2 separate regions of the Mus musculus genome follow, and region 2 is linked to region 1. Evidence: chromatin contacts called from ENCODE POLR2A ChIA-PET data. All regions are on one chromosome and are shown on one strand. Each heading gives the region's core, a stretch centred on a gene start or an enhancer-like site at or near the end of the contact. The rest is flanking DNA. Distances are from core to core; before and after follow the strand shown. Region 1 holds the start of Rpl23a (ribosomal protein L23A). Region 2 holds the start of Unc119 (unc-119 lipid binding chaperone).

Region 1 (5,289 bases), core at 961-3,460:
TAAAGGCCCACAAGCTTTCTGATCTCTGCCTGGCCCAACTCACCTTATCAGGGTATTGACTTTGGCCACATCGATGTCATAGAGTTTCTTGACAGCCTGTTTGATCTGATGCTTATTGGCCTTGACATCCACAATGAACACAAGAGTGTTGTTGTCCTCTATTTTCTTCATGGCTGACTCCGTGGTCAGTGGGAATTTGATGATAGCATAGTGGTCAAGCCTAGGGAGAGATGGGAGAGGAAAATGGAGTTAGCTGCCCTGGTGCCAGCATTCAACACATGGTTTACTTTAGAACCAGACTAGGAAAGAATAGGTGCATCAGACAATAGATCACAATCATCTTTATCAGACTTTGGTCGCTAAATAATGTCATCACATGCACCCAAACCACTATGGGCTCAACTTCCCATTTACAGTCAAATCCTGTATATTCTCTTGACTAAAGAATCAAGTTTAATTTATGCATTTATCCACTGGAGTTCCACATTTACTATTATGAGACCAGATCAAATAAATAACTATAGAGAAAATTGTGCTCAATTGCTAGAGGTTGGCTACACCCCAAGAGTGTAGTTGAGGCAGGGGCTCACAATACAGCACAAGCTAGCCTGAAATCCAAGAGCCACACTCACTCACACCCGCCCCTCTGATCTGAGACATGAACCCCAAGATGACCTTGGACTTGAGATTCTCTAGCCTCCACCACCCAGCATTACAGAATAACCACCAAGCATGGTGAAAACAATGCAACTCTAAAATTGGCCTTGAGCTATCAGGAAACAACTTTTTCTTAAGATTCTGAAAAGCCAAGTTTTTACTTATGCAACTGCCAAGTAATGACTCAAAAATTCTAGGTACAAATAGGCAATGAATTGTGTCTGGTGAGTACTTCCCCCATAGACAAAACACTTTTCAGTAAGCATTCTCTCAAACTTCCTTTGAGTAGCGTCAGAATTTGATCAATTAAGTGTCTTTCAGGCTGGAGAGATGGCTCATCTGTTGAGAACACTGACTGTTCTTCCAGAGGTCCTGAGTTCAATTCCCAGCAACCACACGGTGGCTCACAAATGTCTGTAGTGGGATCCGATGCCCCCTTCTAGTGAGTGTATCTGAAGACTGCTGCAGTGTACTCATGTAAATAAAAAAACAAATAAATCTTAAAAAAAAAAGTGTGTTTCATAACACTATTCGAAGGCCATCACTCCCCAATTGGACATCTTAATCAACACTCTCCTGTGTTCCAACAAGTCCCCTATCACTTGGAACCAAGATAAGCAACATCTCTTTGAAGTCAACTTTCAAACACTGACTAAATAACCTCACACTTCCACCGCACCAGCTCCTTCAACAATTGTGTTTTATAAGGGAAGCTACGTTAAGAACTCCTAATGCCCTACTACATGCTACTGGGTCCAGGGTCCCTACTGACTTGTTTCTCCTGGGCGCACTCTTCCGAGGATATTTTGGCTGCCTCCGGAGCCGCAGGGTCTTGGGCCGCCGGAAGGTGGGTGACGTTCGGATCTTCTTCTTTTTGTGGCTGTGGACGCCTTTCAGCACCGCCTTCTTAGCTTTCAAGGCCTTCGCTTTGGCTTCGGCTTTGGGAGGGGCAGGAGCTGGGAGAGGACAATTAAAATTAAGTGTGGCATTCGTAAAGTGACCCCTTCCGGCCGTCCTGCCAGCATGTGCATCAGTGGTTCCTTTGAAGACATCACAGGTCTCAGGAGACTTCAGATTTTTTCCATCATATGCACGATACCACAGGCAAAGATAATTAACCCGTTGTACCATCACGTGGGTGCGTATAACCCCATTTAACGTGGGGAAAGGGCGAATAAGGACTACTTTTAATCCCTTATAGGTCTGGAGACCCGGAGCGCCACCCTGTGGATGTTAAGGAGCTTCCCAAAGTCAAATGCTTGGCCATCAGTGGCGGCCGCTGCCGGCCCGGTGGCTTTGCCAATCCCCTGCACTGGAACCAGCCCATGCGGCTTGGCCCACGCGGTCCTCATACCCCGCAGCGGGGCCTAGTCGCGACAGTAGCCACAGAACAAGCCCCCCATGGCTTAGCCGGGCATTCTTCTTCCCCGCGAGTTCGCTCTGCGGGTATCCAAGACCGACCTGACAGATTCCCATACCGCAACATACCTTCCTTCTTCGCTTTCGGCGCCATCTTGGCTGAAAAGGATGGCCCAGCCCAATTCCCATGAGCTTATAGAATGGAGGCTCATAAAAGTCTCGCGATAGCTTATATATAGCACTGATTGGATGAACTGTAATATGAGGCTTCTTGGGAATTGTAGTTCCATTTAATTCCCTAGAGTGGGAGACCAAGCATGCGCCACCTTTCCCTTTGAAAGGGCTTCTTGGGAAATGTGGCGTTTTTTGGTTTGGTTTAGTTTGGTTTTCCGACACAGGGTTTCTCTGGGGGAATTGTAGGTTTTGGCTTTTTGTTTTTGTTTTTTTCTAAAGATTTATTTACTTTATGTATATGAGTACACTGTAGCTGTACAGATGGTTGAGTCTTCATGTGATTGTCAGGAATTAATTTTTTTGTTGTTTGTTTTCTTGTTTTTCGAGACAAGGTTTTTCTGTGTAGATTGGCTGTCTTGGAACTCACTCTGTAAACCAGGCTGACCTCAAACTCAAATCTGCCTGCCTCTGCCTCTGCCTGCGGAGTGCTGGGGTTAAAGGCGTGCGCCACCACTGCCCAGCATGAATTGAATTTTTGGGAACTCTGCTCACTCCAGTCGGCCCCGTTTGCTCTCTGGTCCAAAGATTTATTTTATTTATTATTATACTTAAGTACACTGTAGCTGTCTTCATTTGTTCCAGAAGAAGGTGCCAGGTCTCATTACCGGTGAGCTATCATGTGATTGCTGGGATTTAAACTAATGACCTTCAGAAGATCAGCCAGTGTTCTTACCCTAGGGTCCCTAGGTTTTGGTTTGGTTTTGTTCTGTTCTGTTTTGTTTCGTTTTGAGTTGTTCTTTTCGAGAGAGGGTTTCTCTTTCTCTAGTTCTGGCTGTCCTGGAACTCACTCTGTAGAGGAGGCTGGCTTTGAACTCACCAAGATCTACATACTTCTGACTGCTGAGTGCTTGGATTAAAAGGCCTGTGCCAACACTACGTGGCCTGAGTTGTAGGTTTTTTTTGTTGGTTTGTTTGTTTGTTTTTTGTTTGTTTTTTGAGACAGGGTTTCCCTTTATAGCTCTGACTGTCCTGGAGCTCATTTTGTAGACCAGGCTGGCCTCGAACTCAGAAATCCGCCTGCCTCTGCCTCCCGAGTGCTGGGATTAAAGGCGTGCGCCACCACGTCCGGCTTGAGTTGTAGTTTTTAAAAGAAAAATGTTTATTCCCCTAGGTCTAAAACAGTGGGTGGTTATAGCATCTGGTAGCTGTGTTAAGGTCCTTAAAATTTCAGTTCGTGAGCAATTTCTAGTCTTAGGGAAGAAGTTTGCAGTGTCAGAAGCCTATAACAGTACCAACTGGGAAGAATACAGTTTAAGGGATTAGAAGGACTAGAAGGACGGTCAACACTTAAGATCATGTAGTTCGGGCTGGTGAGATGGCTCAGTGGGTAAGAGCACCCGACTGCTCTTCGGAAGGTCCAGAGTTCAAATCTCAGCAACCACATGGTGGCTCACAACAATCCGTAACAAGATCTGACTCCCTCTTCTGGTGTGTCTGAAGACAGCTACAGTGTACTTACATAAAATAATAAATAAATCTTTAAAAAAAAAAAAAAAGATCATGTAGTTCTCTTTCAGAGGACCTGGTTGGATTCCCAGAAGTCATATCTCTGTGGACACCTGTACTTATGTGCACATACCCGTACACAAACTTATTATAAAGGATTTTTAACAGAGGCAGGCAGATTTCTGAATTCGAGGCCAGCCTAGACTGCAGAGTGAGTTCCAGGACAGCCAGGGCTATACAGAGAAACCCTGTCTTGAAAAAAACAAAAAAAGAAAAAAAAAAAAAAAAGGATTTTTAAGCCAGATGTGGATTATACACACCTTTATTCCCAGCAGTTCAAGCCCAGGTTGGTCTACATAGCAAGTTCCAGGACAGCCAAAGCTACATAGAGAGATCCTGTTCCAAAAACAAAACAAACAAGCAAAAACAAAACCCAAGCCGGGCGTGGTAGCCCACGCCTTTAATCCCAGCACTGGAGAGGCAGAGGCAGGTGGATTTCTGAGTTTGAGGCCAGTCTGATCTACAAAGTGAGGTCCAGGACAGCCAGGGCTATACAGAGAAACCCTGTCTTGAAAAACCAAAAAAGAAAAAAAACCAGGGAAAATATTTTTTGTTTTGTTATTGTTGTTTTTGAGACAGGGTTTCTCTGTGTAGCCCTGGCTGTCCTGGAACTCACTTTGAGACCAGGCTGGCCTTGAACGCAGAAATTTGTCTGCCTCTGCCTCCAAAGTGCTGGGATTAAAGGCGTACACCACCACTGCCTGTCTGAAAATAATTTAAATACAATTTGTAGCCTGGCGTGGTGACACACACCTTTAATCTCAGCACGAGAAAATAAATGCAGTCAGATCTCTGTGAGTTCAAGGTCAGCCTGATCTACATGGCAAATTACAGGTTAGTCAGGTATATGTAGTGAGACCACTCTCAAAAAGATAGATAGATAGATAGATAGATAGATAGATAGATAGATAGATAGATAAATGATAGAAGGCCTTTGTAGGCCACACCTATAATCCCAGCACTCAGGAGACAAGAAGATTGACACAAAGTCAAGGCCAGCCTGTGGTACACAGTAAATTCCAGACCAGCCAGCACTACATAGTGAGGCTGCCACAAACAGATAAACAAGATACAAACAGATTGCAGTTTGCCTAAGTGATGCAGATAAAGCGAAGCTGTGCAATGTTAGGACAGGATTTTCTCCACCTTCTCCATCTGACCTGTGGGAGACTGAGGTTGCAGAGCTGAGTCCAATGTAGTTATCACTACAGTGATCTGTTGTTACCACAGTGATTTGGTGGCAACAAAAAAGTCTGCTGTGAGGGGCGAGAGAGATGGCTCAGCAGTTAAGAGCACTGACTGCTCTTCTGAAGGTCCTGCGTTCAAATCCCAGCAACCACATAGTGGCTCACAACCATCTGTAATGAGATTTGACTCTTTTGGAGTGTCTGAAGACAGCTACAGTGTACTTACATATAATAAATAATTCTTTAAAAAAAAAATAGTGGGTGGTGGTGGCACAAGCCTTTAATCCCAGCACTTGGGAGGCAGAGGCAGGCAGATTTCTGAGTTCGAGGATAGCCTGGTCTACAA
Region 2 (5,057 bases), core at 1,319-3,818, 160 kb after region 1:
AGCACACACACCTTGTCAAAGGGGAACTATCATGCCAGTTCCACGGAGCCCATTTGCTCAAAGAAAGGATGCAGAGAGGGGACTAAACTAAGTTGGGGCTCCCAGAAACACTTCAACCACAGCTCCTTCTTCAGAGATCTTGGAACTCCAGCATGAAAATGGGGAAGCCTTGGTCAAGGCGGGTTTTGGACCTGCGTCATTTGCTGCTCATCTCTCTGCTCCCTCACTCCCCACCCCCACTCAGTAAAACTGAGAACACCTGTCTGCAGCGACCTTGGTCTTCCTGTGCCCCCCACAGGCTGCTCTTTGGAATTGCTCAGCCCCAGGTGCCTCCCAAATGCCTGCTCTCAGGACCAAAGAGTGAAGGACTCATGACCTGGGAGCTGGACCGATTGCTCTGGGCTCGCTCCGTGGAGAACCTGGCCACGGCCACCACCACCCTCACCTCCCTGGCCCAGCTTCTGGGGAAGATCAGCAACATTGTCATCAAGGATGATGTGGCTTCTGAGGTAAATGTGCCAGGAAGGGGTGGGCCAGGGTGTGTGGGGGCATGCCATCCTTAAATAAATATCTCAGGCTTCCTCTGGAAGCCATTCCAGCTCCTAGTGGGAGTCTAGGTGGGGACAAATGAAAGTTTCAAGCTGCCCCTCAGAAAATAAACAACAGCTGTGTCTTGTTTTGTTTTTTAAACTAACTTCCACACACCTCTGTGGACTCTAGGAAACTTCAGAGGGTACTAAAAGGCCAGGCCCTTCTCCCTGCCCCACGTCTAGGACATACTGCTAACCCCATCCCTCACCCTCCTAGGTATATAGGGCTGTGGCTGCCGTCCAGAAGGCAGCAAAGGCCTTAGCCCTTGGGCACCTGTCGTCCGCCTTTGCTGCCAGCCAGGAAGCCGTGACCTCCTCCGAGCGCGCCTTTTTTGACCCCTCCCTCCTCCACCTCTTGTATTTCCCCGACGACCAGAAGTTTGCTATCTACATTCCCCTCTTCCTGCCCATGGCTGTGCCCATCCTCCTGTCCCTGGTTAAGATCTTTCAGGAAACTCGCAAGTCCTGGAAAAAGCCTGAGAAGATAGACTGATCCGGGCAGCATGTCAGAGGGAGCCCTCCTCTCTAGCCACGCTGGGAGGGTGTTGGGCCAAGAGACCAAGGCAAGGTCTGCTGGTGATGACATGTCTTCACTCTCGCCCGTGGGCTCTCTACGGATGGCACTCCACGATGGGCTCCCTTCCCCTCCTAGTCCACTGGCTTGCTCCTCCATGCCTACAAGCCTCAGAAGGTACCCTTCCTGATCTCCATATCTGGCTCGAACTTGAAAGCCTTTGTGTGCCTACCTCTGGACAGGGGTACTTTGTCCTTGCAGCCTGTCAGCACAGCATACAAACGCACTGAGAGGTGAATTTAGGGGAGTACTTGAGTTGAATTGTAGCCCTGTCCTCTCCACTTCTGAGACCACCTCCCTCCTTCCTCAGCTTCTTGACTGGCGTCACCCACTGGGGACAGCCTGGTCTAGGAGGCAGTGGCTTAGGATCTTCTACCTTGTGGCTAAGGTTCCCCTCTACCCTTTCAGAGAGGTAGTGTGGAACAGGAGAAAACATTTCTGACTTGGAACCCAACAGGCCTGAATCAGACTCCGGCTTCTGCACTTAACAGACTAGAGAGCATCAGCTAAGCCGCTCCTCGCTCCTCACCTGAGCCTCAGGTTTCCATTGGTGGGAAAGCACTGATGATGTCACCCTCAGAAAGGGGCTGGATTAAATGTGATAAGCCTGTAAAAGTGTTCTGTATATTGGGCTCTTTAAAAACATACATTAGACTGTTATTAAACGTTGGTTGAATATGAGTTGATATGGATGACCATAACTCGTTCTTGTGTGAGAAGCAGACTGACCTGTTCTAGCTCACCATGTGTTCTTCCTGCCTCCCGTCCTGAGCATCCTGGGGACGGCTCGACACCTGGGCTGTGCTGCCTGCATGTTGTAGGGTGCCTGCGGATTGTAGGGTGCCTGAAGCAGCTTTTAGCAGGAGTTCTAGTGGGGAGTAGCTTGAGCCAGTGACAGCCCTGGGATAGCAACTCAATTCAACAAAGGAAAATACTGGGTGGGTACTGGCTGCAAGGAGCTGTGTGGTAGTGCTAGGGTGTTACGAGGAACAGTGTATAGAGCATCTCTGCTTTCATAGAGCTGACCTTTGAGGAGGAAGGGTCAGGGAACAAGCAAGAATTTCACTTAATGTATTACAAAAAAAAAAGGGCTGGTTAGCTGGAAATTGAGAAGAAGTACTTTAGAACTGGGTGGGTTGAGACCTGGGCTGAAGTCAGGACAAAGGTATCAGGGAAAGACCTTGAGGTTGGAACCCAGGAGAGAAAGAGGAGAGGTATTCGGTAACTACATTGTCAAAAAGAATCTACATTGTCAAAAAGTTCACAAGGACCCCCAGGATTCTGGCTCCCCCGCTGGAGACGCCAGGCGGTGGGCGGGGTATGTGTGACCCGCCTCCCGTGGGCGTGACCAAGGCGGGACGGCACCTGGGGCCCGGCCGGGGGTGGGGCGGCGGACGCTCCCCCTTCCCCTGGCTCCAGCCGGCGCAAGCAGCGGCGGCGGTGGCAGCGGGCGAGGATCTGCGGCCCCGCGAGGCCATGAAGGTGAAGAAAGGCGGCGGCGGGACCGGGTCGGGGGCGGAGCCCGTTCCAGGGGCCTCGAACCGGAGCGCGGAGCCCACGCGGGAGCCTGGGGCGGAAGCTGAGTCCGGGTCCGAGTCGGAGCCGGAGCCAGGCCCGGGGCCCAGGCTGGGGCCGCTGCAGGGCAAGCAGCCCATCGGGCCGGAGGATGTGCTGGGGCTGCAGCGGATCACGGGTGGTGAGCACCGGCGAGGGAGCGCCACCCGCGGGCTGGAGGGAGAGCGCGGGAGGGGGCCCACGAGGCTCAGAGTCCAGCCCCCACCCCTCCCCCACGCAGTGCCCCTCCTCTGTATCCCCTTACTCTCTCTCTCTTTGCCTCCAAGCCTGAAATCTCTGTGCTCTTTCCCTTGGTCTCTTGATGCGCCCCCTCCTCTCCTTGAAGTGGCTTCTTTTCACCCCACTCCTTCTTTTTCAAGGGGCCCACCCCTTTTCCCATGGTGGAGGTGGGGCAGCAGCTGCATCTGTAACCCTTTCCCCAGTGGAGTCTTCGGAACCCTTTGAGGGTGCTCGCACAGAGGAGTGTGCCTCATTGCAGGCTGTCTTCAGTGGCCACATCAGGCTAGGTGGAGGCAAGGAAAACCTTCAGGCTCCCTGACCGACCGTTATAGCCCTCACTCTGCTTCCCCGAGGAAGGCTGAGGCCATACTCTGCCCAGGAACATTGCTGATACGGGTGCTTCCGTCTGTTGGCTGTGGGCCCTGTGATGGAAGCAAGTGCGTGACCCCCCTCCCCCCAAGTCAGGACTTGTTCTTTTTCCAGGGCTCTCTCATCAAGGGAAGGCTAGTCTCCACTGAAACTGAGTTTCTGAGCTGTGCTACCTGGATTAGAGTCCCAGAGTTTGCCCGGAAATTGGCTGTGTGACCTTGGGGATGTAATTTCATTTGCAGGAGCATGTTTGCTTTTTTTTTTTTTTTTTTTTTTTTTTCCCATCTGTAAAATGGGAACAAGAACAATGTTACCTCCCTCAAGGTTATTGTGAAAAATAAAGCCAGTCTTCTGATTTTGGACAATGTTTGGCATGCTGTGCACGCTGTCAACAGGGTTCCTTTATCAACAGTGTTGGAAGCTACATAGGACTGTTCAGAGTGGCTGCCTGCAGGCAGATAAGTGATCGTTCAGGGCCAAGGCAGGCACCGCTACAGACAGTGCACAAGGACTAGAGAGTCTTCTGGCAAAAGGTTGGCTGAGCCTTGAGGAATGGAAGGTATTTGGAGAGACAGTGGCGGGTTGCCTTGGAATGGGTAGGTCACCAGCAACCTGCTCCGGCTCCACTTGTGAGCTTAGACTTCCCTTCTCTGGGATGGACACGGGTGCTAGTGTGGAAATAAACCCGCTAGCCTCAGGAGCAGCAGAGCCCAGGGCTCCCAGACAGCTGTGGAGGGGACCAGGATGACAGGCCTGAGCTTGTGCATCTGGGTCCCCAGGGGCCTCCCTCCTCCTTCCAGGGCTAGACAGCGGCATTCTTGGCTAGACTTCCCCAGCACTTGCTTCCTTGGCCAGGCAGCCCTCAGTGGAGGGAGGGGCCTTGACCAGGCTGATGTGGAAGCCCGTGGGCTGCTGCCTTTTGCAACAGGAGACCTTACAGCTTAGCTTGGCCCTGTGCGTTGGAGGGCAGGTTCACTGGCCTCTGGCCTGGATAACTGGAGGCTTATTTTGCAATGGAGGAAGCTTCCAGGTGAAGTCACAGCATGTGTCTCCCAGTCTGGAGGAAATGGCATAGCATGTGGAGGATGAGTTAAGACAAGTGCCTCTTTAAGAGCCCTTTTCTGTGCAGGATTTGAAAACAGGGTTCCAGGCCTCTCCACCTTGCCTGCATCTTGTGACCCTAATCACACAGGGCTGAGGTTTGCTGTTTCTGGATTACCAGGCCTTGAATCCAGATTAGGAAGCTATTTCTGTCCACAAGGACGAGAGCAGGTGGGTTCTGAGCCACTCTGCTCATTACTCTGGCCTGACCTTGGGTCCTAGGCCTCGTCTTTTTCTTGGCTGAGGAGAGGAAGTGGCTGCCTTCCTAGGCAGCCCCTGATCCTCGCTCCTTGTAAGGGCAGAGAGGCCCACAAGTTGAGTTTGCAGTGTAAGAGACTGAGTGCAGAGTGTGAGAAATCCTTCCCAGTGAGAGGAGAGGGTTCCAGGCTGGGCCTGCTGTAAGAAAGGAGGCTTTTCCTGGGAGTTGGGCAACTAGGCCTCTGCTTCCAGTTCTGCCCCCCCTTCTCCCTCTGCCCTGCAGCATCTTTCTATAGCTTTATCTCAGACCTCAGCTCCAACGAGCTAGAGAGCTGTCAGGAGGGCTTCCTGGAGGGGGCTGTCCCCGGCTTGGGGAGGAGACAGGCCGAAGGATGAGAGAATAGCTTTATATTCACTTCCTTTTTCAACCA

The links. ChIA-PET counts read pairs that join two places held with the same protein, here RNA polymerase II (POLR2A).
Region 2: POLR2A ChIA-PET joins it to region 1 with 13 read pairs in embryonic stem cell. The contact joins the promoter of Unc119 here to the promoter of Rpl23a in region 1. POLR2A ChIA-PET finds 5 or more read pairs at or near these places in 3 of 5 experiments (Patski and embryonic stem cell).

What each region holds. Positions count from the first base shown.
Region 1 is chr11:78,181,374-78,186,662 of GRCm38, forward strand. Rpl23a (ribosomal protein L23A) reads right to left here and starts at 2,211. Exons shown (of 5, transcript NM_207523.2): 1 at 2,146-2,211; 2 at 1,430-1,613; 3 at 44-220. The coding sequence starts at 2,170. It overlaps Snord42b (small nucleolar RNA, C/D box 42B), which reads right to left and starts at 1,740; the gene lies at 1,686-1,740. Snord4a (small nucleolar RNA, C/D box 4A) reads right to left here and starts at 383; the gene lies at 314-383.
Region 2 is chr11:78,340,927-78,345,983 of GRCm38, forward strand. It overlaps Unc119 (unc-119 lipid binding chaperone), which reads left to right and starts at 2,569. Exons shown (of 5, transcript NM_011676.3): 1 at 2,569-2,860. The coding sequence starts at 2,641. Pigs (phosphatidylinositol glycan anchor biosynthesis, class S) reads left to right here. Exons shown (of 12, transcript NM_201406.1): 11 at 299-509; 12 at 808-1,850. The coding sequence ends at 1,083.